Regions from separate parts of the Homo sapiens genome. Here region 1 is linked to region 2. The links are chromatin loops, found by intact Hi-C in ENCODE. Cell type or tissue: lower leg skin. All regions are shown on one strand. Each heading gives the region's core, and the rest is flanking DNA. Links, peaks and the distances in the headings are about the cores only. Region 1 holds the start of MIR548H3 (microRNA 548h-3). Region 2 overlaps HS3ST3A1 (heparan sulfate-glucosamine 3-sulfotransferase 3A1).

The links. Peaks named below come from ENCODE experiments on the same cell type or tissue, not always from the same donor. Only the 100,000 strongest peaks of a DNase experiment are listed, where the experiment ranks them.
Region 1: a loop joins it to region 2, with 7 times the contacts of the local background. A loop is called at or near these places in 3 of 110 quality-filtered maps.

The regions. Positions count from the first base shown.
Region 1 is chr17:13,533,219-13,549,038 of GRCh38, forward strand. The region is part of intron 1 of HS3ST3A1 (heparan sulfate-glucosamine 3-sulfotransferase 3A1); the gene reads right to left. It overlaps MIR548H3 (microRNA 548h-3), which reads right to left and starts at 10,428; the gene lies at 10,311-10,428. In lower leg skin, for the core only: no CTCF peak of the experiment used is centred there; a DNase peak (open chromatin) is centred at 11,343.
Region 2 is chr17:13,488,338-13,503,111 of GRCh38, forward strand. HS3ST3A1 (heparan sulfate-glucosamine 3-sulfotransferase 3A1) reads right to left here. Exons shown (of 2, transcript NM_006042.3): 2 at 5,695-8,481. The coding sequence ends at 7,860. Among named protein-coding and RNA genes, the nearest start is that of MIR548H3, 48 kb to the right of the region's middle. In lower leg skin, for the core only: no CTCF peak of the experiment used is centred there; no DNase peak of the experiment used is centred there.

The DNA of each region.
Region 1 (15,820 bases), core at 7,300-15,299, 52 kb after region 2:
AATGGCATGCACTGCTGAATAGTAATTAAACTGCTTAATAAGGGAAATAGGAAAGAAACGAATATTTAATACATATCTGCTACAATCCACACACTGCTTAAGGTGACTTTGTAGGTTATCTCACTTTATCCTCACAGCAACCTTGAAGAAACAGAAAAAGGAAATGTCATCGTCCTAAGTCTTGTTTGGAAGGAGAAAGGTCTGGAACAGAGACTCTGTTTTCAATGAGTTCCCAGACCTTTAAAGGGGAGGTAAGAAAAATAATAATGAAAATATACAAAGAATACTTATAAACTGAAGTTACTAATTTTTAAGGCAACTCTGTATCTGTCATTTGAGATTGGTTCCATTCATTGCAAAGAATTTAAATCAAAATAACAAAAAGCAGGAGAAATCTGATTGCATCACGATAGAAAGATGTTACTTTCATGGAAACAACTTCCTAAAGCTTTAGATAGGGTCTATAATTTGATCAAATAGGAGAGCAATAACCCAAAAAGAAACAGAACCAAACAAAATCTTCAGTGACATTTATTGTCGTCAAAGATCATAGTCTAGAGTATAAAGTTCTTTTCTTGCTTGTTTAAAATTCCTGCCTTATTTAATGTAACAAATCAGAAGAGAAAGAACTTAACATAGGAAGGACTGTAAATCCCTGAAGAGCTTCTCTGAGAGCATTTTCACAGATGTCTCAGAGAAAGAGAGAGAAAGAAATTAGGATGAATTTAGTATTTTTAAGAAAACTAGCCAGAAATATCAATTTGGGTACTTTCGTTTGTCTCAATTCCATAGATCCCGAAGCAATCACAGGCATTAGAGTCTTGTTATGAAACCATAACCTGCAAGTTTTCTTCCCCTTGACTAGGTAGGTAGAAGAATGTGATAGGATGAATGCATGATGTGGACAGTCCAAATCCTGCTTGCTCTACTTAGTAGTAGCTGAGATAACTCAAGTCTTTGTTTCTATAAATGGCGTTAATGTCTAACTTACAGTGTTACTGAGAAAATTAAAGCAGATACATATTTAAGATGCTTGGAACAAGTACTCAAAAACGGAAAAGATTGCCATTAAACACACTCCTTGAAGATAGGATACCTTTTATTGTACTTTGCCTCCTTCAGGGCATTTGAACAGAGCAGACTCTCAACACATACAGTCAGTTCTTGTTATTCTAAGTAATTATGTTCTATAAAGTTGCTGCAGTCCAGGTGTGGTGGCTTACACCAGTAATCCCAGCACTTTGGGAGGTGGAGGGAGGTGGATTGCTTGAGCCCAGGAGTTTGAGACCAGCCTGGGTAACATGGTGAAACTTCATCTCTACAAAATCCAAAAAAAAAAAAAAAAAAAAAAAAAAAAAAGTTAGCCGGGCATGGTGGCATGCACCTGTAGTTCCAGCATCCTGGGAGAATGAGGTGGTAGGATTGCTGCAGCCCAGGGAGATCAAGGCTGCAGTGAGCCATGATGCTGCCACTGCCATCCAGCCTGGGCAACAGAGTGACACCCTGTCTCAAAAAAATAAATAATGGCAGGGTGCAGTGGCTCACACCTGTAATCCCAGCATTTTGTGAGGCCAAGGCAGGCAGATCACCTGAGGTTGGGAGTTCGTGACCAGCCTGACTAACATGGAGAAACCACGTCTCTACTAAAAATACAAAAATTAGCCAGGTGTGGTGGCGCATGCCTGTAATCCCAGCTACTAGGGAGGCTGAGGCAGGAGAATCACTTGAACCTGGGAGGCAGAGGTTGTGGTGAGCCGAGATTGTGCCATTGCACAACAGCTTGGGCAACAAGAGCAAAACTCCATCTCAAAAATAAATAAATAAATAAATAAATAAAATGAAACATTAATTAGTGAATACTGAACCAATGCTCCTAGAGGAAACATAGGGCTAGGTTCCTATGAGTTTCTGGTCACATTTTGTCAAATGCTCAAATCATAATCTTGTTTTATGTGTTTCTGTTTAAAGACACATTATTTAATATATAGTTGATGCATTAACACTAAACTCATGGCCAATAGTGCTATACCTTGTGCCTGAAGGGAGTTTGTTAACATATGTATTTTCCCTGCAAGGCACATCACAGCCTTCTTGTGCTTAGGAACACTAGATGGCAATTTGGCACTACACTTAGGGGCCGTTTTAAACAGTGAAATCAACAAAAAGCATGAAAGTGCAAAAACCAAGTCTCCAAATACATGCAAGAAAGCCAGGTTACAGTATGAGAGCTAAAACAAGAAGGGAGAGTGTTGTTTCATTCAACCTCAGCTGCAAACCTCAAGCAACTCAAATTTTTGGCAGCTCTGGGCATGCCCACAAATGACTGTGAAAGTGCTACAAGTCTTGATTCTGGAGTTACAAATAAATTTAGCAAGTAGGCAAATTTGCAGACACAAATCTGTGAATAGTGAGGATCAACTGCATTTGTTAAATGGATGTATAAAAAAAAAGAAATTAAAAACCCATGAAAATAGGCCAAATATATTGGGATGTCTGTTCTTCCAAATCAGCTTCTCCCTCTTAAAAAAAATCTTTCTTAAAAAAGTAAAAATATGTATAAGTCAGAAACACACCTGTTCATTGCAAAATGGCAAGTTGGTATCAAATGGCTTTTCCAATGCTGATGAATGGTTTCTAAGGTTTTACTGACCCATTGGCTACCCTCTGGGGTGTGAACAGGGAAAACTAGCAAATTCACAGAATTATACTAGATTCTTTCATTAAGATGAGAAACTGAAATATCAGCAAGGTTCTGGTGACTCCAGAACCTTCCCAAAATGACCTAGAGAACCACAGTTACTAATCTTGCAACTGCTGGACAGAGTTCTATTTCTCAGAACTTATAAGTCAAGTAATATGCTTGGGTTTAGCGATACTTTTATGGTTAAAATAAGAAAAGTTATACTTCATCCCATTCTCATTTGTCATCTCCCAGAAGTTCAACTTCAGAGCCCAAGCTTGAAAGAAGGCATTTTGGTTTCAAGGTCTCTTTTCAAAGAGATAAACCTGACAACTTTGCCTGCAATGTCAGTTCCAAGATAAATGAGCTTATGCTATTTTTTAAAATTTCTGTTTGGAGACAAAAAAAAAAATTAAGTTGTTTTAGAAGAAAGTCAAGGGCTAATTTATGGAATGGACTTGATTTTCTTTTATAGACGTGAGAAAATATACTCTTTGTTAATATAAGTTTTCTTTTGCTCTATAAGACAATGGACACAAGCTTTCTGCTCCCCATCTCCTGGGTACCCAAGAGAGTGGGTATTCCCCTCTGCACTGTCACATGGTTCCAAAAACAGGAAGGGGAAAGTTTTCTTGGAATTAAGATTCAAATTCCATAATACAGAGAAGATCCAACCTCACCATTAATGTTGCTAACTGACCACGCCCACGTTTAACACCCCTAGGGTGAAAGCTGCTGATCACTTCCAGTTGGCTTCTCTTAACACATGGAAACTGACAGTCCCAAATGAGAAGCTTCTTGTCACAAAATCATGGAGCCAGGTTAGGCTCTCTGGGCATGTAACCCATGCAGTCCCACAGAGTCCTGCACTCAAAAGATCACCATACTTAGAAGGGTTCTGCCTTTGGTTTAATGCACTGACACTGCAGTCTTAAAATTCTCATTTTTCTTTTTAACAAGGATCCCTACATTTTCTTACTGCCCTGGGCCCTGAAAATTATGAGCCTAGTCCTGCATGGAGCTAGTTAGTAGCTGAGGAGGATTGCACAGACTCCTTGTCCAATACTTCTCCCACCTATGCTAAGTGACCTGACGTAAGGTCTGCGAAGGACAGTACCTCCTCTGCAACTATGATAGCTCACATACGCAGACTTCTGTATGGTGTCAACTTTGTGCTTCAGAGCATCCATCCATCCATCCATCTGCCTAGGGCACGTCGTGAGCCAATCACTCATGCACTCCTAGCATCAAACACATTGGAATCATAGCCTGAGCTCTGCTAGGTAGAGGATCAGTTTATCTTTATTAAGAGAATGAGCTAACAGACAGGCAGGTTAGGAATACAATCTTTTCTTGGATAAATAGAGTGGACTTCATTCACTCCAGCTGCATCGTGTGGCATATTTTATGCATATGTATTTTTATAAAGCAACTAGAGAAATAAAGCAATCTTATATCATCTAAGAACAACAATCTGACTTTCTATTTGGCAGGCTGCCCTGCAATCCTTCCTTTCTCAGCTCCTCCATCTCTCTTCCAGGCTCCGGGGGCCGCCTCCCTCTTGTCCCCATTACTTTGCACAAAGGTGAATAAATCAACGTGAAGCTCTTATCATCTTATTTTCTCTCTGCTCCCTTCTATTCTGTCCTCCCAATCTTGAATGGTTTGAGAGAAATTAATGCCTGTGTCTCTGGCAAATGTATTGCGCCTATAATTCAGTTTTAAAACAAGCATACCAGCAGTGGCCAAACCTTGGGTAGAAGATTCATTTTTCACATGAGTAATTGGATCCTTCCATTCAATTTTCTTTCAAGTATTAAAGACAACTGATGCCTCACTGAAAACTCCTATAAAATTTCTACGAACACTTGTCAACTGAGGGTAGGGCTACCCTGGAGGGCAGGTGGTGGCACTGGCAAAGCATTTTCCTACAGTTCACAGGTAGAAGGTTATTCCAAGGTAGTAAAAGTAATAAGAAATCTTTATTTCATCAGCCTCCACTTTATGCCATCAATATTTCTGTAAGGTTAAAAACTCAGCTTTGGTGTTTTCTTAGGTGACAACATTATTGGATTTAACGGACTTGTTCAACTAATACAATAAACATTCTTTAGCGATTGCTTTACTGTGCCAGGGTTTCAAAAGATGCTTGTATTAAGAAACATCTATTTGGTCTGTCAGGGCTACATTTGTGTATTTTAAATGACACATCATCTCTATAGTGTTTTTTAATACAACAGAAATAATGTGTCTTACTACTTAATGGTTAAACATCCAGCAACTGCATTTTGCAGAATGAAATTCACCATGATATTGGATACTGGGATAAACCCTTTGTGTTTACAGATGGTTATTCTACTTTTTTTGCAGACAAATTTATTTCAGAATTGACTGAAATGGCTCAATTACTGACTGACTCCAAGCCATCCCGATTAGCCACAGAAGTGATCTGACCATTTTGCAAGTCATCAAGGTTGTCTGTTGCTATTTTCATAGTAGCACTTAGAAATTCTTAGAAATTCATTCCGCTTACCCCGGTTACCCAACAATTGTCTAATTTTTCACTTCTGATGCTTATCACTAACCCCTTCTCCCTGGGGTATTGAATTCTTTAGAAAGTAATTGTGGGCCACCTGTCCATGTCTTCTTCTGTAATGGGAAATGAAAACCGAATGCCAGCATAATACTCTGACCCACATTTCTGACCACTCCTGAAAGGTGAGAACATTAAGAGACTCAGGCAAGATCCCCCAACCACATCATCTGCTTGGAAGGAAAGGAAGACTGTGCAGCATCTACCAATGAGGAAGTCCCAGGTGTTTTGGTTTTGCTTTTCTTTTCAATCAAGATTTGGGGTAAAATCAGGGGACACGAAAGCAGGAGAGCCTATCTGGAGAAGGAAGAGGATCATGGAAGAGTCTATAAAACAAAATCTATCAGAAATCTCTTGGCCAACTAACTGTCATGTACTGCTGTTTAACAAAGCATCCTTAAACTTAATGCTTGCAACAATACAAAACATTTATTTGCTCATAATTCTGAAATTTAGAAAGGGCTCAGCTAAGTGATTCATCTGCTCCATGTGATATCAGCTACAGTCACTCATTTAGCTTTAGTTGACGGAGAGGTCAGCTGGGGCTAGAATGATATCGAGGTGGCTTCACTCACATATCTGGGTCCTCAGCTGTGGTGGCTGAAGATCTGGGAGCTGTCTGGGCCTCTCCTCAGCAGGGTTGTTGAATTCCTTATTTGGTGGCTCAGGGCTCCAAGGTGAGCCACAGCAGAAGCTGTCAGGGCTCTAAGTGGCTAAGCCTGGAGTTGGCACAACATTGCTGCTGCCACATTCTAGTAGCTGATGCAAATCCCAAGGCCAGCTCAAATCCAAGTGGAGTGAACATAATTAGATTCCATGATTCCGTATCTGGATGGGGTAAATGGAATGCACAAATATGGGTGGGAGAAATAGTTGGCATATCTATGGAGACAGTCAACCGTACTAGCTCCCAATGTTTTTCTCAACCCTAGCGTGGATGAGGGTACTAATGGTCAGCTCAGGGAGTTAGTGGTCACTCTCCATAATTTCACTTCACAGGTTAGAGACATTGGCAAAGAACATCTTTTTCTTTAAACATCACTGCGTGTTTGTTATTGGATTCTCATTTCAAATTGACTTGAGCTTCAGACCAGTTCTAGCACCATGAGTCAATTTGTAAGTCAAACAGGCAACTTGTTTAGGAATCAGAGCACATGATTCATATTCAAGCAATCAAGCACAAAGAAGACAAAACACCTTATTTATGCTGCCTTCCTCAATTCGAAAGAGACGTTAGCTTCCAATGTCACAGGAAAAGGAACATGTCAGTGAAATTTCCATAGACAATAGTATTAACACATGATTTGTCGTTGAGCTTCTAAGAGTCTGAAGGGTCCTCAGAAAAAAATTCTGATTTTGTATGATCTTTAACTTCTTTACTCATTTTAGAAGCTCACCACCAACCATGTAAGATGAGATTCCACCCATTTGCTCAAAATGTGTCACTAGAGCTACAAAGAGAGGGTGCTCCTGGGCACCCCAGTTTGGGCTTAGTTAGTAAATAAGCCTAAATCCCCTCTCTAAAACATGGTTTAGATTTGCAGATCAAGACTGATAGACTTCTCTTTTGTGTTCCAACAGAAAGTAGTCCCTTGGGATCCACCTTAGGTATAAATAAAACATATTTTTGTGAGTGAGAAAGTAAACGATTTCTTTCTAATTTCTGATTGACCTCTGATTCCTAGGCTTTTGTGACAGATCACAATGTCTTCAAGCAACAATCTATAATGTTCTAGTGTTATCTGTGTCACTGACCAGCAGCTTGACACTGGGCAGGGTGGTTTTTCCCTTTCTGAGTTCTTGCCAAAGGGTTCAGGGTTAAACATTAAAGGTGCATTAAAGCTCTAGTTAGTGGAAAGGGTTAAATATCATCATCAAATTTTACTCTTGCAAAATGTTTCACAGGTTCCAAAGCATTTTGTGTAATTGCCTCATTTGATATCAATTTCTAGGGTTCCTTCCATCTTCAACATTGTATGATTTGATGGACTAAAAATGCATGCTCAATTGATAAAATGTACCTTTTTCCAGTAGTTTAAATAGTCAAAGACTTTTAAGTGCTCCTGCTGTGGAGAAAGAAAAGTCTGTTTCTTTCATCTCTGCATTTACGTTGGAAGACCAGATATCACTTTCAAAATATTTTTTCAAAACTTAAGGAGAGGTGTGACTTACCACTTAATGATCAGCCTTTGCTCACACATTTCTGTGGTTCATTGAGCGAACTTCACTGTAGAACAAGAGTCTCCTAGAGAAAAAGCATTCAATCTATCTTCCTGGAAGATCTTGGCATTCATTCCCCTTAGGGGCTACCCAAAAGAGCAAAAGGGAAAGGCAGAAGGGATCTCTGGGACCTCACATCCTTATTTAAGCAGAGAAACTCCCCTTTTATCAGTGTTCATTTTCACTTCAGTGTAAAATTTCATTTGAACTAGGAGTTCTAAGGTCATCAAATATTTGAAAACTACTGCTTAAGGGAACACATGTGGATTTGTAAATCCTGCTAAATCTATTTATGTATTGTGATATAATTCTCCCTACTGATGCTGTAAAAAATTGTTTTAAACTGAAAGCTATGATATAAACTATTCCAACTGACCCCACATATCCCCAAAGGCCTCCTTTAAAGTTCTACTCTGTGGTTTGAATGAGTTTTTGAATGGATGCCAAAGATTTCCTATCTCCTCTGCTAAAGAGGCTAAGACTACAAAAGAAGCCAAGCCAGGGGGAAAGAAAAATTCCAGCCATAAAGTTTCAAAGAATTCTCAGATATTAATTCTGACCCAAGTGCCAGAGTGATTCACTGGCGGGTGATGCTGAGTAATCTTACTTTGGACTCTTAATCCATGTTCTATTAATGGATTTTAGCCACAGCTCAAAAGGTTAGGAATTAAAGACCCCATTTCCACCTCTTTTTATTAAATTATTCTAACCTCATCCTGGGTAATTCATCACTGTCTCACTCGCTCTTGGTACACACATTGGGAATGGAAGGGCCAGTTGATACAATCACCCTGTCCACCTTCCCAAACACATTCTAATAAAAAAAGAGCCCTAAGTCCAGTTTCTCTGAGATTTGAGAGGGTGGTTATTCCAATTTTACATTCAGTACTGCTGAAGAGTCAGTTCCTAGAGACTCTTGCTCCTTAAGGAGTCTCTTTCTTTAGTAGAATCATACCCTTTGCCTTAGTTTTGGTAATTTTCAATGTTGTTTAGGTTGAGCCTTTGAACATCGTGACCAGATGGTCATCTGTTGGCAGTTTCCATAGCATTCGTTCAGTGGGCACAAATCTTGAAGGCTACTTGAAGAAAGAGGATGAAGTTCAGATGGTTCACACACCTCCAGAAACCTCTTTCAACTGTGAACAATCTTGACTTGCTGTGGTTTCTGTACATGTAGTAAAGCATGTTGAAGGAATGGATGCCTTGACTTCATTGATACCTGGAATGGACGGAATTATATCCCCTCAAAATTGGTAAGTTGAAGCCTCAACTCTCAATGTGACTGTATTTGAAGATTAAAGGGCATTAAAGGAGGTTATTAAAGTTAAATGAGGGGTCGGGCACAGTGGTTCATGCCTGTAATCCCAGCAGTTTAGGAGGCCAAGGCAGGTGGATCACTTGAGGTTAGGAGTCTGAGACCAGTCTGGCCAGCATGGCAAAACTGCATCCCTATAAAAAATACAAAAATAGCTGGGCATGGTGGCGTGCACCTGCAGTCCCAGCTACTTGGGAGGCTGAGGCATGAGAATCACTTGAACTCGGGAGAGGTGGAGGTTGCAGTGAGCAGAGATTGCGCCACTGCCCTCCAGCCTGGGCAACAGAGCGAGACTCTGTTTCCAAAAAAAAAAAAAAAAAATGGTTAAGTGAGGTTGGAAGAGTAGATCCCTGATCCAACAGAATTGGTGTTCTTAAAGGAAGAGGAAGAGATACCAGGAGTATGTCTGCACAGAGGAAAGGTTGTGTGAAGACACAGAGAGAAGGTGGCCATGTGCAAGCCAAGGAGAGAGGTCGCGGGAGAGAACAACCCTACCCATCCTCAATCTCAGACTTCCAGCCTCCAGAATTGTGAGACAATAAACTGTTGTTTAGGTCCCCCAGCCTGTGGCACTTTGTTATGGTAGCCTGTGATATTTCGAAATATCACAGGCTACCATATTTTGATATTTGGTCTTCCTGTTTCCTGGCTCATCATTCCCAAAACCCTTGGAATCTAAAGCAATAAATTTCTTTGTGAATGTTAATGAGATGACTGGTGGCTGGGGGCTCCTGGATAGCCTCAGGATGGGGGATGGTTGCCAGGGGAATGTTGTAATTAGAGGGTTGAAACTTTCAGCTCCCCCACTACCACCACACACACACCTCTGGGGTGGAAAGAGGAGCTGAAGATTGAGTTCATCACCAATGGCCAGTGGTTTAATCAATCATGCCTATGTGATGAGACCTCTACAAGAACCCAAGACTGGGTTCTGACAGCTTCCAGAGAGCTGCACACACAGCAGTTCCTGGAGGTTGGTGCAACCAGGGATCTGGGAGCTCCAAACCCCTTCCTACATACCTCGCCCTATGCATCTCTTCTATCTGGCTGCTCCTCTGTATCCTTTGTAATATCCTTTGTAATAAGTGGGTCAACATAAGTGTTTCCCCGAGTTCTGTGAGCCACTCTAGCAAATTAAACAAATCTAATGAAGCGTTCATGGAAAACCCCAATTTATAGCCAGATAATCAATCAGAGGTATACTAATCGCAACAAGCATTTAAAGTGGGGGGCAGTCTTGTGAGACTGAGCCCTTAACCTATGATATCTGATGCTGTCTACAGGTTGATGGTGTCGGAACTGAATTGAATAAGACACCCAGATGATGTGTGCTGGAGAATGTAGTGTCAGAAGTGTTATATCGAGAGATGTGTGGAAGTAGAGAAAAAATATTTTTTTTTCTCTGACATAGCCCAAGCAGACTAATACAGTGCCACAACTTCAACATTTGGAATCAGTCTGAAGAAGAGAAGTTTCCAGAAGACATTATGGCTGTTTTTAAATATCTGAAGACAGTGACTACTTTTAGGTTGGTGCAAAAGTAATTGCAGTTTTTGCTATTACTTTCAATGACAAAAACCGCGATTACTTTTGCACCAACCTAATACATGCAGAATCAGATTTGTTCTCTGTGAATCTAGAAGGAAATCTAGAACTGGTTGGAAATGTTTTAAAAAATAAGGAATTTGTCTCAATGATAAAAAAGGAATTTTTAACTGTTAAAGCTTTTCAAAAGAAGAATGAGAATGAGCTACATAACAAAAGTGGGTAAGATCCCATCTCATAAATAACCATCGATCTGGATTCCGAAGCATCACAAAGAATGTTGGACTACCAGGACTCTATGATGACTTTTAAGTGGTAAAAGTAGGATTTTAAAACCCTCTCATCAAGGGTTACCACTAAGTAGCTCATTATCTTGGGCAAGTTGCCCAAAGTCTCTTCATCTCAGTTTCCAAAAATCTTTTTAAAAAGAAAGTACAGTTTTTGTGAAAATTGAAAAGAATATATTAGTAAAGCATCAAATAAATAGAAAACATTATCATCATCATCATGCCATTGGTGTCATCAAATGAAAATATTCCAAGAAAAGAAAAAATATATAATGCTTTCCATTCATATGATGAAAATATATACATTTTTTCTTACTTTGGGTTTGCTTTAAAAATATAAATATAACTGTGCTTCTCATGAAAAGGTAATCATATAAAACCATTAAAAACCCAAACCCTGGAAGTTTGCCTTACATCATAAGAAGAAGAGCAACAAAAAGCCTTAGTGAAACTGAACAGAGTGTTCTCTTTTCCCTGATGGGTGAGATGCGATCTGCACAAGCTGTGAGTGTAGAGAAACAAATGCTAGTCCTTCAGCTGTAGGGGTCTGGGACGACCTTCCTAACTAAGGCAAAACTGCCTTTTCTGTGAGTCACCCTTTGAAGGAAGGGCTCGCTGCCTGGGAGCAGTTTTACTGTTTCACATTTCTTTCATTCATCACTTTTCAGGCCCTGCGCCGTCTGGCACAGCCCCAGCCTCTTTGTGTGGATATCTGGCTCTCATTGCTGCAGAGAAGTGATGTCAGGAGGCTCTGACTCAGGTGAGCAATAAGGAGCAGATGGCGCCTCCACAAACCCAGAGCCTCTCCCCGCACCCTGCTCCTTGGAACAAGAGTAATTATTATAAATGGGATGGGTGGTGGGATAAGCAAAGATCCAAGTTTTCTAAGAGGATCTGCAAAGCTGAACCCTCCAGGAAAAAAAAAAAAGTGCAGCCACCAGCATGGACAACAGAAAGGAACCCTGATTGGAGATTGTTTAGGAACATGGTGCTCACTCAATTGGGCGTTGTGCTAATCTGATTAATGAAATGACGATGCTAAGCGGGGCGTTCAGCTTGCTGCATCCGTAGCTAAGGCAAGTTGGGCAATTCCCCCCAGAACATCAATTCTCAGCACCCTTGTCAGATAACTGTTTATGAAAAGATGAATGCACGTGGCAATCTCGGGTGAAGGAGGCTGATGCATGTGTTGTTAATGATTGAAATAATCAGTTTGGTAGTAACTGGCATGTGCGCTTGTCAAATGACAGGCTGGGGAGCATTAGCATTCCTCAGGCATGGACGCCTTTATCTTCAGGCTGGTGTCTGACAACTACCAAGATCACCCATGAATAAATATCGGGCCTTACCCAGACATAATTAAACTGCCAATGCAGATATACCTAAATAAAATTGATATCTTAATGACACCAGATAGTGTTCAAGTAATGAAAGCAGTGTGAGAGGGACCTGCACAATGAATGGAGACATCAGTGCTCATTCCACAGGGGACTCTTCCCCCAGTAACTCCTCACAGAGGTTGCTTCTCATCGTGGTGGAGTTTTATTTCTGGCCTTTTCTCTTCGATTGGCCTGCCTTCACCATCTGAGAAATCTTTCCTTCTTTCTCCCTAGCTATACCGGAGAGCTATGTATCTCTCTGCATGGAAGAGGTTTGTGTATCTTTTGTTACACTCCACTGGGCCACAGAGATTTTGGTTTTGTGACATCTGAAATAACCCCACTATGCTTAGGACACCAGTGTTTGCTGATCCTGGAGCTGCGGCTGCATCACCTCCTCCACGGAGTCCCGGGAGAAACCTCCGTTGCTCATGTCTGCATCACTCAGTACATCCAGCAAAATGCTAAAAAGCATCAGGTGGTAATCTCAGCATTTTCGGGGGCCGAGGCGCATGGATCACTTGAGGTCAGGAGTTCGAAACCAGCCTAGCTAACATGGTGAAACTTTCTCTAATAACAATACAAAAATTAGCCGGGTGTGGTGGTGCGCACCTATAGAGTCCCAGCTACTCAGGAGGCTGAGGCAGGAGAATCGCTTGAACCCAGGAAGCAGAGGCTGCGGTGAACCGAGATTGTGTCACTGCACTCCAGCCTGGGTGACAGAGCGAGTCTCCTTCTCAAAATAATTTAAAAAAAAGTACCAGGTGAATCTGATCTCCAGCCTCTTGCCAGCTCTGGGGGTCGTTTGAGAGAGAGAGTGCGTATGTGCATTTATCTGACTAATTTCCACCTGTCCGCCCTCTCTGACTTCATAAAATTGACTGTCTACCACGTGGACCAACTCCTCACCACTAAGATGCAAGCACTTTCATCTTATCTAGTCCTTTATCTTTATATGCCACTCCCAGGAAAAAATGAATCTGCCTCTGAAACCATTTCTACAACTCCTTATCATGTTTCTTTTTTCTTTTTCTTTCTTTCTTTTTTTTGACGGAGTCTCACTCTGTTGCTAGGCTGGAGTGCAGCGGCGTGATCTTGGCTCACTGCAATCTCTGCCTCCCAGGTTCAAGAGATTCTCCTGCCTCAGCCTCTCGAGAAGCTGAAATTACAAGTGCGTGTGCCACTACGCCCAGGTAATTTTTGTATTTTTAGTAGAGACAGGGTTTCACCATGTTGGCCAAGATGGTCTTGATCTCCGGACCTCGTGATCTACCCGCCTCGGCCTCCCAAAGTGTTGGGATTACAGGCGTGAGCCACTGCGCCCAGCCCATATTACGCTTCTTAATTGCCGTTATCTTGCAGTAGATTTTTCCTACTGATTTCCCTATGGAAATGGCACCCCCTCTTTCAGCCTCTCTCTTTAACTACCTCCTTTGACTAAAATGTGATTATTCATAGACTTAATTTGCTCACCTGAAAATCGCTGAAGTTGGACAAGATCATCATTTCTCAAACTGTGTCCTCTAGAACACCAACTTTTCGTAGTACAGTGCCAAGCAGCAGTTGTTCAATAAATATTTGTTGAATAAATGAAAATACTTGTGTCATGATAAAAGGGATTCTGGAGACAAGTGTAGGGAGAGCTGAGAAAAATGTGTTTAATCTTTACTCTAAAACTTTTCAGACCTTCCGATGGGCTACTAAGCAGTATAAAACTTCATATGGTATGCAACTTTTAGCAAACTTATTTAACCATGGAATTTCATGTTTTGCAGTTGCCTAGGAACCCGTCACAGAATATACATTAGATTTAATGATTACCAAATTTCTTTTGGCTATTAAATTCTATGACCACATGTCTTACACAGAGACCCATCCATCACTCCCATTCACCTCAAGGGAAGAAAATAAGTCTTCAACTTCATCCCTCCCCATAGCATCTAACACTATGTCTTTCCTTTTAAAGTCCTGTGATCATTAAAAAAAATTTGGTCTTTGTCCCCAGTTCCTGACACAGCTCCTAAAGCCCTTGGAATTTTGGGAGTAATAAGTGCCTTTTGCAAGTAAATGTGATGACTGATGGTTGGGGGGCCCCTAGATAGCTTCAGGGGAACGGGTTGCCAGAAAGACCAACGCACCATTAGGGAGTTGGAACTTTTAGCCTCACCCTACAACCTCCATGGAGGGGAGAAAGGGCTGGAATTGGAACTAATCAACAATGGCCAGTGATTTAGTTCATCATGTCTATGTAATGGAACTTCCATAAAAGCCCCTAAACAACCAGGGTTCAGAAAGCTTACGGAGGTGCTGGGAGGCTGTGCACCCAGAGAGGACATGGGAAGATCCATGCCCTTCCTCCACACCTTGCCCTAAGCATCTTTTCCATTTGGCTGTTCTTGAGTTGTATTCTTGACAATAAACTGGTTATAATAAGTACAGTCTTTTTTGAGTTCTGTGAGTTGTTCTGGCAAATTATTGAACCTAAGAAAGGGGTTATGAGAACCCTTGATATTTAGCCAGTCAGTCAGAAGTACAGGAGGCCTGGGACTTGGGATTAGCATCTGATATGGGGCAGCCTTGTGGGAGGGACTGAGCCCTTAACTCCAGGGATAGGATGCTAACTCCAGGTAGATAGTGTCAGAATTGAATTGAGTTGTTGAACACCTACTTGGTGTCTGGAGAGTTGGAGAATTGGTTGGTGTGAGCCAAAAAAAAAAAAAAAAAAACCACACGTTTGGCGTCAGGTATGGTGTTATTAAACACAGCACAGTAGTCCTGATTATTTAAATATACTAACCAAGTCTAAATTCTCACTTTCACACTCTCATGGTTTCCAGTAGCCATTTTCATTGTCTGATGACTTTGTATCTGTATTACTTCTCTAAATTGTTACAGTTACTTTGGGTAGCTATAACAAAATACCACAGACAAGATGGTTTATACAACAAATATGTATTTCTCCCAGTTCTGGAGGCTGGGAGGTCCAAGATCAAGGTGTAGGCAGATTCAGCATCTAGTGAGGGCTCTCTCCCTGCTTTGTAAATGGCCATATTCTGTGTCATTCTCACATGGAGGAGTCAGAGAAACCCCTGGTCTCTTCTTTTAATAAGGGCACTAATCCCGTCATAGCATCTCTACTCTCATCCTCTCACTTAAGCCTGATTATCTACTGAAAGTGCTATCTATACCAATACCACCCCATGGAAGATAAGGGCTTCAATGTATGAATTTTGCAGGAACATGTTTAGTCCATTATATCCACCATGTGTCTTAATATCTTAGATAGTGTTCAGATTAACAAACCGTCTCTAATCCTATCCCCCAGTCTACCATATTCTTAGACTTCACTGGCAGTCTCCACTCCACATGTTGAGAGGTGAAGCTGACTGGGCTTCTGGGTCGGGCGGGGACTTGGAGAACTTTTCTGTCTAGCTAAAGGATTGTAAACACACCAATCAGCACTCTGTCTAGCTAAAGGTTTTCAAACGCACCAATCATCACTCTGTAAAAACGCACCAATCAGCGTTCTTGTGTCTAGCTAAAGGTTTATAAACACACCAATCAGCACTCTGTAAAAAATGCACCAATCAGCGCTCTGTGTCTACCTAAAGGTTTGTAAATGCACCAATCAGCACTCTGTAAAAACACACCAATCAGCACTCTGTAAAATGGACCAATCAGTGCTCTGTAAAATGGACCAATCAGCAGGACATGGGCAGAGCCAAATAAGAACTAAAAACTGGCCACCCGAGCCCGCAGCAGCGATCTGCTCCGGTCCCTTGCCACACTGTGGAAGCTTTG
Region 2 (14,774 bases), core at 1-8,000:
AGCCATGGCGTTTCATCATTAGGGCACGGAAAGAGCTGGTGAGTCTAAAGAACGTCATAAAAAAAGACGGGATCAAGAAAATGACAGATTAGATAAGCCATTGTTTTCTCTTTCATGGTATGAAGCACCACGTAAGGGTAAAAGATATATATAATAAGCTGGGCACCGTGGCTCATGCCCATAATCCCAGCACTTTGGGAGACCAAGGCAGGATCACCTGAGGTCAGGAGTTCAAGACCAGCCCAGCCAACGTAGTGAAAACCCATCTCCACTAAAAAATACAAAAATTAGCCGGGCATGGTTGTGGGCGCCTGTGATCCCAGCTACTCAGGAGGCTGAGGCGGGGAGAATTGCTTGAACCTGGGAGGTGGAGGTTGCAGTGAGCTGAGATTGTGACACTGCACTCCAGGCTGGGTGACAGAGCAAGACTCCGTTTCAAATATATATATATATAATATACATATATATAAATGCATATATGTACACGTATATATAAATGTACATATATACACACATATACATATTATATATATGTATATAATTTGCCTGTATGACTGTATCCCTGTGCTCAAAAGGTAACTGGAATGAAATGAAGGAAGGTTGCTTATGCTGATGACAGAGTGTCAGGGAACAGCCGACTCAGCACAGGTTTAGAGACCTGGAAAACATCAAAGCGGCAACCACATAAATAAGGGACACAATAGTAAAAATGATGAACTGGAATGAGAGTCCATTAAATAATGAAAGCATCACACAAATAAATGGTAATGAACAAACAGAGACCAGACTGGTGAGAAGCCTAGGAGCAGACGTGCAGACATGATGAGGGAAACAGACTATGGGCATTGTTACACGTGGGAGATTTGCAACTTCAGTTAGAAGACAGGATGGGGCTGGTAGAAACAGATCTACTTCCAATTTTTTTCTGTGTGTTCATTATATATAGCTTGGACTAGTAAAATGCATCATCTCGTTGATAAAGAACTTTTTATTAATGGCCTCACCAAATAGCAGGGGCCAAAGAGTCTGAAAAAGAGCTCATTATTTATGGCTAGATAGAAGAAGAGCTAGGTGTGTTCAATACGGAATCACTTTACAGTTGGAAGTCAATACCAGTTGGAATTTTTGCATTTCAGTGGGTCGGAAGGAATAAGAAAGCTACATCCACAAGAAAGTTTCAAATGCCATATTCATGAATGATAGTAGGGAGGGGATTTTTCTCTAAAGAGAACTGTCCCTGACATGGAAAGAACACAATTTGAGAAAGGGCAAAGAACATCAAAGAGGGTAGGATGAAGGCCAAGCACTTTGAAATGAAATGAAAAGAAAGGTATAATTTTGAGGCCAGATTGTTATAAAAGGGGGAAAATAACAATTAGGGGTCTTGTTGAAAAGAAAGGAGGAGGCTGGGCGTGGTGGCTCACATCTGTATTCCCAGCACTTTGGGAAGCCGAGGCGGGCAGATCATGAGGTCAGGAGATCGAGACCATCCTGGCTAACATGGTGAAACCCCATCTCTACTAAAAATACAAAAAATTAGCTGGGTGTGGTGGCAGGCACCTGTGGTCCCAGCTACTCAGGAGGCTGAGGCAGGAGAATGGTGTGAACCCAGGAGACGGAGCTTGCAGTGAGCCGAGGGCCACTGCACTCCAGCCTGGGTGACAGAGCAAGACTCTGTCTCAAAAAAAAAAAAAAAAAAAAAAGAAAGGAGGAATAAAAAAATATGTAAGATAGTTTTTGACATAAGGATTTTGATACAGGAAAAAATTGAAGAGTAAAAGTTTACTCAGATGAGGAAAAAAATAAAATCAAGAAGTGTAGAAGGAAAGATGCTGAAAAGACTTTTGTAAGTAATTCAGCTAAGGAGAAATGTGGGGTTTGTCCAAGGTGGGAATGAACTGCAATAGACCATATCAACTTTTTTTTTTTTTAATCTAGAAAGGAAGGAAAAAGAAAAAATAACTATTCAAGTCTAAAGTCTATACCCTCTTTGATATAAACATGTTTTGAATCATTCTGTATAAAGGTAAGGTATTACTACTATAGGATATTTAGTTGGACTTTGTATAATGAAGAACAACTGATCTAGAATTTAGGGGTAAGATCAAGTAGTCTGAAATAAAAATTAGGTTTGGCTATAAAGGTATCAGTTGATAACACTTAATCAAAAACTCTTGTTGCCTCTGAAAAATTGCAGTGAAATGACTCTAAAGTTTCCTTGCTTCCTACAGTTCCCTGGTTGACCAGCTGTTGCAGGCCTGAAATAAAGAAATCCGAGCTTAGATAAGGCTTTCTGGGAAAACAGGTGGGAGAAAAATGCCACTGCCCAGACCAGAGGCAGATAACCTTTTGGGAGTGGAAGGCCACACGTTGCTGCCCCTGGTTCTTCAGGTCCGTGGTGAGGGGTTGGGGTACTGGAAGCCAGGTATGCATCCTTTCAACAACACCTCCATCTCCTATGTCAAACATGCCTCCATTCTTTCAGATTCAGTTCCATCCATCCTCCTTTGGGGCCTTTTTTTTTTTTTTCCTAATGTAAACCCTCTTGGGGAAAGTTAAGCCTACTTGACTTTCATCTCTCTAGGGGTCTATATCAGATATTCAGACTGTTTTTCCTGGAGCTGAAGCTGACAGCGAATGCCCTAGGTGGGCTGCAGTTTTTTCCCCAGGAATCTGAAGTAGGAAATGGACATCCTCAGATATGGTACATCTGAAGAGAGGGAAGAATCAGATGCCAAAGATCACTAGTCACCGGCAGGATGTGGCAGAAGCCACCGGAAAGTGAAAGAAGCATGGAGGTAGAAGATGGGAGGGGGAAAGACTCATTATTCCTATTTGCAATGAAAGCAAGCTCCCCTTGGGGTGTGGGAGAACACTCTAGGTTTATTACAAAATGACTTTAGGAGAGACCTAATGGTCAACGTACAGATCAGACAGTTACAGAAAAGCCCTCTTAGGAATAATCAAAGTTAGCACCAAGTTCAAAATCTAGCATAGTCATGGATCATCCAGGCAGAGCTAATGGACACCAGATCTCATCCTATCTGATCCTTCAAAGGTAACTAAAATATCATACCCAGACATTTGAGAGCAAAAAGGACTCACAGCAGAATGTGTTCCCCATTCAGCGTTCCCTTTTATTTTTACAGTAAAACTAGAGGAGAGTAAGTTGTTGAGCATATTGTAATTAAAAGAACACAACCAACAGTTGGAAATTAAACTAAAACAATTGGGCTATAGCCTGAAACATACTAACATTTTCTAATATCCCACAATAGAACCATATATTAGAAGCAATTTCTATTTTCAGTTTTACTTCCTCCTAGCGTAACTAAAATTTATTATTTTATGACTTTGTATGTGATGTCACACTGCCTCATAATTTCCCCAAATTCATCCTTTTTCAAGCTTTTAAAGAAAGGCCTGCCATCTCAACATTCCATTATGTAGCAAACAGATTTATAATTTTCCTATCCATGAACATGGAAGAAGAACTTCTCCTGTATATTAGAAACTCAATGCAAATCTGTTTGCATGTTGATGAAGATATTTCAAGGACCACAAATTCTACAATAACACCAATGCTTCACCAACAGGGCTTGAGGTTGGGCTTTTAAAATTCCACTCTCCTTCAATGATTACAGGATACAATAGGAGAATAAGTAGGGGTCCTTTTTTTCTACACCAAGGCTTATATTGGAATGAATCCCAGCAACACTTTTGCTGTGTTTGAGAACCATACGTTTTTCTGTTCTCTGAGTCTATCGAAATTATGCACAAAGTTCTGGGGTTTCTAGGATATGAGGCAATAGGAATTTGCTTTCCTTTGCTATTATTCAGCAACTCGAGGCTATTTGTAACCATAGCACATCCACCTGAATTTAACGTTTAACAGAAATGGAGATATTTACTTCCCTCCCTAGGCACTTTGGTTTTGTCAGGTGACAAGAAATACAGTCACGGCCCTGTTGTGGAGGCAAATAGAAACTGCAAGACTTGAACTTGAAAGAGCCTTTAGAAGTGTTTTATTGGAATGTTATTTTCCACCTGAAGCTGACTGATTCCGTTTCTCACAATTGCAGGTATCCATTTGTTACAAGCTGCTTCTGTATCTTCATTATAAAAACACAGTTTGGTTGCCTTTAGCATTTTTCCCAGCAAAGCACAACAGTAAACATTGCTCTGCTTATTAGAATAAAGAAAGAGAGAGAGAAACAGAGAGAGAGGGAGAGAAAGAGAAAGAAAGAAAGAAAAAGAAAGAAAGAAAAGAAAGAAGGAAAGAAAGAAGAAAGAACGAAGAAAGAAAGAAAAAGAAAGAAAGAAAAAGAAAGAAAGAAAAGAAAGAGAAAGAAAGAAAGAAAGAGAAAGGAGGAAGGGAGGGAAGAAAATAATAGAAAAGAGGTTTTCAAGAGAAAATATAGAATGGTGACTGGAAGAATTACCAGTCTAGCATTAATTAGAATCTGGCTTTTAGACCTGAGGCACACACTAGCTGTGACTGATACACATCTTAACTCAGGAAATGCAGCATGACTGACGTTTTGGTTGAGATCATTTTTAGTAATGGAGACTGTCTTGCGCTTTACAGAATGTTTGGCAGCATCCCTGGCCTCTATCCAGGGTGCTAGCAGCACCCTACACTCCTCAACTCTTGAGGCAACCAGAAATATCTCCAGACGTTGCCCTGGGATGCAAAATCATGTTTTTGTTGAGAACCAGTGCCTTAAGCCCTAACGAAACTTAGTGAAACATCTATGAGGTGAAACTAATGAGAGTAGAGAGCTGCTGTTGTTGGTATACGGTGAAATAATGCATTTGAAAGACTAGTTTGCAATATACATATAAGGCATTATTATTTTATAGACATATTTATTTATTCACGTATTTAAGATCTCTTCATGGGGAGCTGGGGACTCAGCAGGTCTCAGCTGGCAGAATACGATGAAGCTGTTTAGGAGAAATGTATCCTCTTTCTTTTCAACTGTAATATCAAGAGTTACGAATTTACAGACACGTCAATGTTTTAACCCCCTGCATAACAAGTTAACAAAAGGATTCAGGTGCTGAACAGGGCTTTGATCCAAATGACCATTGAAGTTGATTTCAGCTTTGAAGATCCTTTGAAAATAAGAAAATTAGAATGGGATTAATATTTCTAGAATAATCAATATCCATTCTCTAGAAGCATATTAATCTCCATTTATTGAAATAAAATTCATTTCCCTAGAAGTGACTAAGTTCTCTGGAGAATGGATACACTGCAGATGTGATCTTGGAAGCAAACTGCTTGAAACGAAGCTGTAGATATTTTCTAGATATTCTTCTTGAAAGACAACACTCTACCTCTAAGAAACAGGAAGGGGATTGGAAGGCATGGCTTTGGAGCAGACAGCTCAGAGAATGGACGCTAAGATGTTCCAATCAAGGTCAAAGCCTATTATTTGGTGTAGCTAAATGGACAAAATAAATGTGAGGCCAACTTCATGCACAGCAGGGACGAGTACTATATAGAGGCAGAAATGAATGGACATTCCTGTTAGAGAATACTGACTCTAAATCTTTATACATTTTGCTGGGACTTATTACTTCCAACACTCTTAGGAAGTCACAGAAGCTTGAAGATTTTCCCGGTGTTTTCCATAGTCGTTCATTTTTAAAATAATATGAACAAAAATATCTATGTTCAAAAAGGGATCCTTTGCATTCAATTCTGTTCTTTTATTTCTTTCACATTAAAAAAATGAAGGTTGCAGAATGCAATTGTTTCTTTGTGCAAGCCACTTTTGCATAATGCCAAGCAAACACTTACAAAAGAATCAGTTGTACAAACAAAATGAGCTAAGAGAAATGATGACAAGAGTTTAAAATGAGTATCTTGTTGCAGCTAGTGATTCAAGTAGAATAAAAACAGTCTGTGGCACTGGGAAATTGAGAGCATAGACATGAAGGAAATCAACTGAAAAAAGGTGACCTGGATTTGGGGTTTACTTAACTTCTATAAATGGGATATTAACAGATAAATCCAAAGATTTGGAGCAATGACAAAATATCTAACACTTAAAATATTTTTTCCTTCATTTTAATCCTGTGTTAAGCTTCTCAAGAAATATTTACATCACCTAATGCAGCAGCTATGGTAAATGTACAATTGTACTGCATATTTTAAAACAACTTTAGTTTCTTTTGATTGACAACATTAAAGAAGAAAAAGAATATTATTTTAGAGTGTCTGGTCGTTTAAATTTTGGCAGATAAAGAAAACTTCCATGAAATAGAAGACATTTTTCCTCTTGGGTTTAAATTTCTAATAAAATGTTGCTGACAGGCTAATTATAAATGTTTTATATATTTCGTGCATATGTGTTCCTCTCTAAACCAATTTAATTCCCATTAATGCTAATCTTGTTAATACCCACTCAGAGAGGAAAGGAATACTGTTAATAAACTATTGATTTATTTGAGTGATTTAAATGGGGGATGGGCAGAAACAGACGAGAGAAGAGGAAAAGCCACCATTTTACCCACAAATGCATTTCCTAGAATATTTTTCCAAATATTACTGAACATTAGGTTATAAATGGTATAAATAGGAAGTGGGAGGGGGGAATAAAGTGACAAAATGATAGTCCTCCATCCATGAAAAATAAAAACATTTTAAACGAACTGCTAATTAATTCTTTCAGAGTACTAGCTCCAAAGTTAGAAGTGAGATATTACAAAGAAAGGTAGGTTTTCTCTCTTTAAAAAGAGGTAAACTAAAAAACAAATGAGACTCATACCTGTAAGTGCTAATTGAAATCTGTTTCTTTTTTTTTTTTAAAGTCAATTAAATCAACAAATGGGTAAGTTACGTTCCTAACACATCTTGTGCTACCCCTAGTGTGGCTGGCCACCTTGTCCTCCATGCAAGAATCCAATAATTCCTCTCCAATTCAATCAAGCATTCATCAGTCAAGATTTCCATATCTCAGTGTACTTTAAATAGCCAAGAGGCAAGACTGGCTCTTAAGAGAGGTTGTGTCCAGGTCTCAGTGGTTTTCTTGGACACAACTATGTAATGAGACTGGGTGCCATGAGGGGTAGCCTGGGAATTTAGAAAACAAGGGGCTCTCTTTCCCTTTTCATATCATCTGAAAACTACCTAACCATTTCTAAAGGTGCAGATGTCTTCTTTTCCATTCTCCCTGGAAAAAGTGACATGAAATAGGGAACAAGTGGAAGATGGAATTTTGTCCAGGGTCCATCCAACATTTGACCTTTAGATACATTATTTCACCTCCCAAAGACTCAGTTTTCCTTTCTGTAAAATGGGGATAATAATATTTACCTATTGTGATCTTATACAACAGAGCAAGATTTATTTTTTTATTTTAATGATCAAAAAGGTGTATTTGAAAGCACTATGAAAACTGTGACGGGTACAAACATATGATAATACTAACTGGGAAATAATTTAAGAAAAAGTGGCACGGGAAAAAGGGAGAAAAATATAAGGATAGATATCAATTTTATCAGGGCCTTGTATTTTAAAAAAAGAGAGAGAGATGTTTAACCTCAAGATTTTCTGAAAACTTTTAATGACAACTGATGCTTATACTTTATGACTGGGTATATAGAACATAAAATAAAAACTGAAAATTGAAAGTGTTTAGACGAGTGAAATTTTCCTTTTCTGTTGATCCACGTGTTTGGTGTTGGTTATACATTAAGATGGGGCGGGAGTGAGAACAATCTCTTAACATTCATTGAAAAAAATACTGAAACATATTTTCAGCACAAATATTAAACTGTCTCTTCTCTACCGATTGGTAAAAAAATATATTATATTTTGATTTTTTTTTTCTTTTTAAATTATATGGTTATCCATCCCAGCCAAAGTCGTGCCCGGTCATCTGGTAGAACTTGAGGTTGAAAGGCCGGTAGAACTCGCGCAGCCTGCGCACCACCTCGCGGTCGATCTCAGGATGGGTCCTGCCCTTGGTCTTGCCCAGGCAATGGGGCCGGCTGCTGCCCTCCGCCTTCTTCAGGCAGGGGAAGCCCTTGGTCTTGTTGAAGTAGAAGTGCTTGTCCGTGATGATCCTCTTGAGGCCCAGGAAGTCTTGCACGCGGCCCAGCTCCCCGGCCGGGTCGCTGATGAGCCGCTCGCCGCTCACGAAGAGCATCTGGCGGATGGGGAAGTGGCGCAGCCAGTGCTCCAGGTGCTTGGCGTAGATGCCGATCTGGATGGCGCTCCACGACGTGTCGATGAGGCCCGCTGTCCTGTTTTTGAACGTCAAGCTCTCGAAGGTGGGGATGTCGGGCCGCTTGGACAGCGTCTGCGTGTAGTCCGAGATGGCCCTGGTCACCGGGTCCCGCACCACCACGATGAGCTTGGTGTCCTTGGACATGGCCGAGATGCGCGCGGGGGCCTCCCGCGTGACGAAGTAACTGGGCGTCTTCTCCATGGTGATCTGCCCGTCCAGGGTTCTGGGCATCAGGTCCCTGAGAAACGCAAAAAGGCATGTCAGAGATGTGCAGAGAGAGCTCAGTCCCAGGAGAGACTGTCAAGTACACGCTGGAGCCAGGCCGCAATTCCAGCCCCCGCAACCCCCCACTTGCTAGACATCTGATGGTGACGTCGCACAACGAGCCCCGCACCTCAGATTCCTCGTGTATTAAACGGAGAATAATAATATTACCCATTGCATACAGTTTTGTGATGATTAAATGAGTTAATATACCTCGACAGCTTAGAAAACTGCCTGGCACCGAATAAATGCCACGTTAAGTTTCTGTGTTTTATTATTGTTTATCCACAATGCTGTAAGAAAATAACTTTGGTCAAAATCTTCAGGTGAATTAGAATATTGTCATAAACACAATTATACTGCTATGAGATAGTATTAAAATATCCTGAGCCCTTCCTGTAGTTTTCTTATAAACAAAGCAATCATATTCAACATAATGTAGCATATTACACAAAATACTTATGTTTGTAATTACTGAGTTTTCCTGCAACAAACAAGACTTATTAAAGAATCCATCTTTTGCCTAATGATTTGAAATGCCATCATTATCATATTCTAAATATGTTGATTCCTTTCTACATTGGCCCAATTATAAGTTATTATCGTGTGATAGTATACTTTCATGTACACCAAAGTAAATTCTGACTTTCTGTTGTTCAACATGTCCTTGATGATTCTGGTCCGTTTATTCCTCCTGACAAATGAGATATCACTTTATCATATTAAAAACAAAAATCCAGTTGGAGTCTTGATACAGCAGATATTGCTTCTCTGTTCAAGCAGGCTTTCTACTGGCCTCAGTCAGGGCCAGTCAAAACACATGAACAGGAGAGATCAAATCTATTTGTTCTTCCAACTTAAGTATACTGCAATTAAATGCACTATTTGTTGAGACAGTTACAGACAGTTGGATAGATAGAGATCTTTAGTTATTTCATTTTGTAGTTTTGACTTCTCTTTTAATGTAGGCATTATCTAGGATTATATTGTATCTTTAATCCTGATGATAGATTTGTTACTTTTGTTCATGGAATTTGTGATTAGTTTTTATTTCGCATCTGCAAGGAAAAGATACACTTTGCATCATGGGAGCTTGCAGTTATTAATTCCCTGTGATTTTGTCCCACCTACACTATCTGGGCTAACTATATTTTGTGAGACATGTCAAACATAAACAAAAGCAGAGAAAATTGTCAAATCAGTCTCAAACACCTCACATCCAGCTTCAAAACTTCATAAAGGCCTATTTTATTTATAAATCCCCTCATTTCTGCTGCCCCAGCAGGCCAGTTAGATTATTTTAAAGTCATTCACAAACATCCTATTAATGGATTAATAAGTATTCCTGCTCCCATCTGCATTATTTCTAGCACAAATTCCTCAATCTCTTGGGCAATCTGATGGCCCCGATACTTCCTTAGTTTTAATGATGCAGGTACTGGGACTCAGAAAACAGTACTCCAAAGTGAAGGCCTCAAAAGCAGCCTCAGAAGCAGAAGTTTTTCTCTGAACTTCTCTTGCCCCTCTGTCTTTCAATCCTACTCTTACCAAAGACTAACCACAGAAACTAAAATCTCTCTCCCCCAAGGCAGGTCATACAGATCGGAACTCCTTTTCCCCAAAGCCAGCCATAAAACCTAAAAACATTACTCTAACTTTCCTTCTACTTTTCTGTATAAAAACTGTCCATAAAGAAATTATCTGACCTATCCCGTTTGACTGTAGGTCATAAGACCTTCATTCCTGAGAGGGTCCTGCCCCGTACCTAGAAGGAAGGAAGGCATGTGCAGAGGCCAAGAAGAATCTAGACAGAGAGGCCTTGCAGGCTTCCCCAAACTGGGTCTATTTGGGTTAGATCATACCCTTTTTGTCCAGTCATATTTCTATACAACTGTTCAAATTTAGTTAAGCCCAAGCATAAAAATGGACAATTTCCTCTGTATCTTTGGGTCTTCACCCTGAAAGTTCTTGCATACACAGTAATAAACGTGTATGCCTTTTCTCCTGTGAATCGGCCTCTCATCAGTGATTTTCAGCAACCCTTCAGGAGTTGAAGGGGAAGTTTTCCCTTAGCCCATACTCAGATTTCCTCCTATTTTTGTTTTTTTTTTTTGGGTGGGGGGTTTATTTTTGTCATTTCAGTCAGTTTATCTTTACTTTTTATAGACATTTGCTTTCTGTTTCTGAGCTTTTAATTTTTGAAATAAATGTGAACTTCCTTTTTCAAAATAATTCTTAATGGACCTCATTACCCACCTCTTAGGCACACATTAAGGTCTGGGTAAGAGTACGTGAACACCAGAGAGTTTGGTGTTGACACAAAGGAGACACACATTGGCATAACCACCTATGTGATGCAGATTCCGCGGTGTGACATGAATGCATAGAACTCATCCCTCTGTGACTCCTTCTGTGGAACTGAAAAGTTGGCTAGGCCAGCCTAATATAAAAGCTTATGTTACTCTTGTCTAAGGTGAGCCAGGAGATCTATCCAGAGATGGCTGGAATTTCTCAGTGAAGGAAATTTAATCAGATGCGTGAAAAAGTTTTGGGCTTGGAAAGCAATCATCAACTACACTGAAGTGATAAGAAAGAGTATTTATAGATTTTTTTTTGAAAAAGCCATCATTACTTTCTCTTTTTTTCTATATATCTTTGACTTTTAACTACTTTATTTCAAATTTTGACCAGTAAAATAGAGAGAGAATAATACTTCACTTGGGAGCTCCTGGTTGGCCTGTTGGGGAAGGGGCTGGGTATATGGGTGGGATTGGGGTGGGGAAGAGCTGTAGGAGACTTTTGCAGAGATTGAGGCTATAGATTGCGCTGGGCCAGAGGAAACACTGCTAAAACCACTAAAACAAGGAACCATATTTTAAATAATCTCAATAGAGTAGGGAAAAGAGCTATCCAACATAAGAGGAGTTTGAAGAGGAAACAGCTAAAATAGGATTGCAAAAGAAAAACACATTCATTACTGTCATTTGCAGGATGAGGAAAACTGACTGATTTAGCATGGGATGGGTGTGGAGAGTTGGGCTTAACTATAAGCTACCTGCAAGCTTCTTTCTGCAAAAATAAAGAAACGATAGTCTAAATAAATCCTAATCAAGCTTACATTGTAGAAAATGGTTGCTTTGTAACAGGACTCACAACAGAATTCTTTAAATTGCAATCTTAAATTATTTTTTTCAAAAAAGTCAATAAAAGGGATATAAAATTTTTTTTCAAACAAGTCAATGAAGGGGATAAATTTTTTTCATACATTTTTATTGCAAATCTTACTGGATTTTAACGTTCAACAAAGCACCACACTGTCATATAAAACAAAAGGCAGGTGTATGTTGGAATACTGCATTTCAAAATGTCTATAACTTGGAAATTGTTCTTCTTTACCTGAGTAAGGCACAAATTAGGTTGGTGCAAAAGTAATTGTGGCTTTTGCAATTATTGGCAAAACCGCAATTACTTTTGCATCAACCTAACACTTTTAATGGCAAAACCTACAATTACTTTTGCACCAACCTAATACTATGACTGTGCTTTGTGTAAAAACTGGGGCCCGGGATGGGTAGTGAAAGATCTATTACAGTATTATAAAAGGTCTGAAGAAATATGAGGCAGGCTATGGGAGCACGAAGGTGTGGGCACTGATAAATCACGTGAGGTTTGCCTGAAGACACAACAGGTGAAGAAGTATGGGAGAAATTCAACTGGATGATGGGAGGCATAGGTCCTAGGAGAACTTTCTTTCCAAGCTAAGTAGTGTAGACCATTCCAACCTCCCTTCTGAATAGTGAACAGGATTTGGAGACATTTACAGTAGGTATGAAGATGAGGAAATGGGTTGAGACCAACACTATAAGGAAAAAATATAGAAATGTATTTGTTTTGTCCTGAGGGAGGCAAAGATAAGCAGAAATTTCACAAGCGAATTAAGAATTATTACAAGGTAGGTTATACACAGTTGTTCTTCTCCCCATAGAACTCAAAGAGAATTCACAATAGCCAAAGAGTGGAAGCAACACAAGTGTGTATTGACAGATGAACGGATAAACAAAATGTGGTTTATGCATACAATGGAATACTATTCAGAAATTCTGACATACACTCCAACATAGATGAACCCTGGGGACATTATGCCAAGTGAAATAATCCAGTGACAAAAAGACAAATACTGTATGAGTTCACTTATATGATATATCTGGGGTACTCAAATTCATTGAGACAGCAAGTAGAATGGTGGTTTCCAGGGGCTGTGGGGAAGAGGAACAGAGAACTATTGTTCAGTAGGTATGAAGTTTGAGTTTCGTAAGATTAAAAGAGTTGTGGGGATCGATCACGTAACAACGTGTATGTACTTAACACTACTGAACCGAACAACGGTTAAAATGGTAAATTTTATGTTATGTGTTTTCTAAGATTAGAAGAGTTCTGGAGATTAATCACATAACAACGTGTATGTACTTAACACCACTGAACCTAACAGTGGTTAAAATGGTAAATTTTATGTTATGTGTATTTTACTACAATTTTTTTAAAAAAAAGAACTTAAGGGAGGACAAACATTTCAGTGGCATTGATAGAAATTAGTTAGACAAAAGAGTCTTTTTGCTTTACGGCTAATTAAACATTACAAGGTACTGCTGAAGGGGGCTCTGGTTTTGCTAAAAGGGAAATACAATAATTTATGAGATTTTTGTGCAGCTGATCTCAAATATAAAAACGAGGTTTGTGGTCCATGCCCACTGCCTGCTGCATGATCACTAGATAGTAATTTAGCATCTCTATGCTCAGTTTATTCACCTTACCAGGAAAATCAAGCCAAAGGTTCAAAATTCCTGGACTGTAATGAAGTGTCAACATGGCCATTATTACTACAGGGAATACATGGAAGCACTCTTCTTAAGAATGTGACACCCAGTGTTCTGAATTCCCAACTTCAGGAGAACCCCACTTAGTTCAGCTAACAAAGGGTTCAGAGAGTTAGAACTCTTTGCCATGTTCCTGACACACCTGACCATTTGTCATTCAGACAGTGAGGATGCCTGGTTTGAAGGCCATGAGCTGGCTACATTATTTGGAAGGGCAGAGCCTAGCTTATTATCTTATTATGGTGTGAGAGAGATGGGCTCGGTTTTTAAGGGGATTTCATTTCCTTCCATGGCATGGGTGCAGTTGTGCCAGGAAGGAAACTGCTTGGCAATTTTCCTATCTGGCTCAAACATCATGCCACTCTACCGTGCTAGGGAATTCCATTCTGGATCTGATCTGTCACCCTGGGTAAGGGTCTCGGGGCCTAGGGTTGTTAGAGCTGCTGTCTGTGGTGCAGGAAGTGTTATGGTCAAGCAGGAACCACGATACACATGCTAAGTTGTCCTCTGTTTTCTACCCCAGCCTTCAACCAGGTCAGGAATTAATGGTGGGAGTACTAAAATGACCCAGAGGACTTTCCCACTGCCACACTACTGAGGGGACAGACCTGCCTCCATGGCTGTGCCTTAACGATGGTCCAAGAGGCAAGCCAAGCACTCTAGCACTGGCTGCACCACTGCCACCTCTATGATCAGGGAACCACCTGGGAGAGCTCTCCATGACACTCAACAACACATATGCATGGTGCATCCGATATATGCAAGAAAGAATAAAAAGAACTTCCCCCATGTGCCTCACTCTTCTTATCAATTTGGGCCATTTGCCCTGAATTCTCATTGCCCTCATGTTGTCTTTTGCTCCTTCACCCTCCCTCTGGAACTGCTACTGGCCCTCTCTGGAAGTACTTCTTCCAAAAAACAATTACCCTATTACCCTTCCCCATTTTATTTTTAACCAATGATATTTGGTCAATTTTCTATTTATATGGAAAAATAAATCTTGGCATTTGCCTCTGGCTATTTAGGAAAAATTAATTCCAGATCACCTGGAGATACAAATATAAGTGGTGAAACAATCACCTTTTGGAAGGAAACGTAGAACATCTTGATGATTTTGAAGGAGGTAAAGTTTTGTTAATTTCTTAAAGGAGTAACTATAATGAAAAAAAAAAAAAAATAGGGCCAGGGGTGGTGGCTCACGCCTATAATCCCAGCACTTTGGGAGGCCAAGGCAGGCCAATCATGAGGTCAAGAGAGCGAGACCATCCTGGCCAACATGGTGAAACCACATCCCTACTAAAAATACAAAATTAGCTGGGCGTGTTGGCGTGTGCCTGTAGTCCCAGCTACTCGAGAGGCTGAGGCAGAATCGCTTGAACCTGGGAGGTAGAGG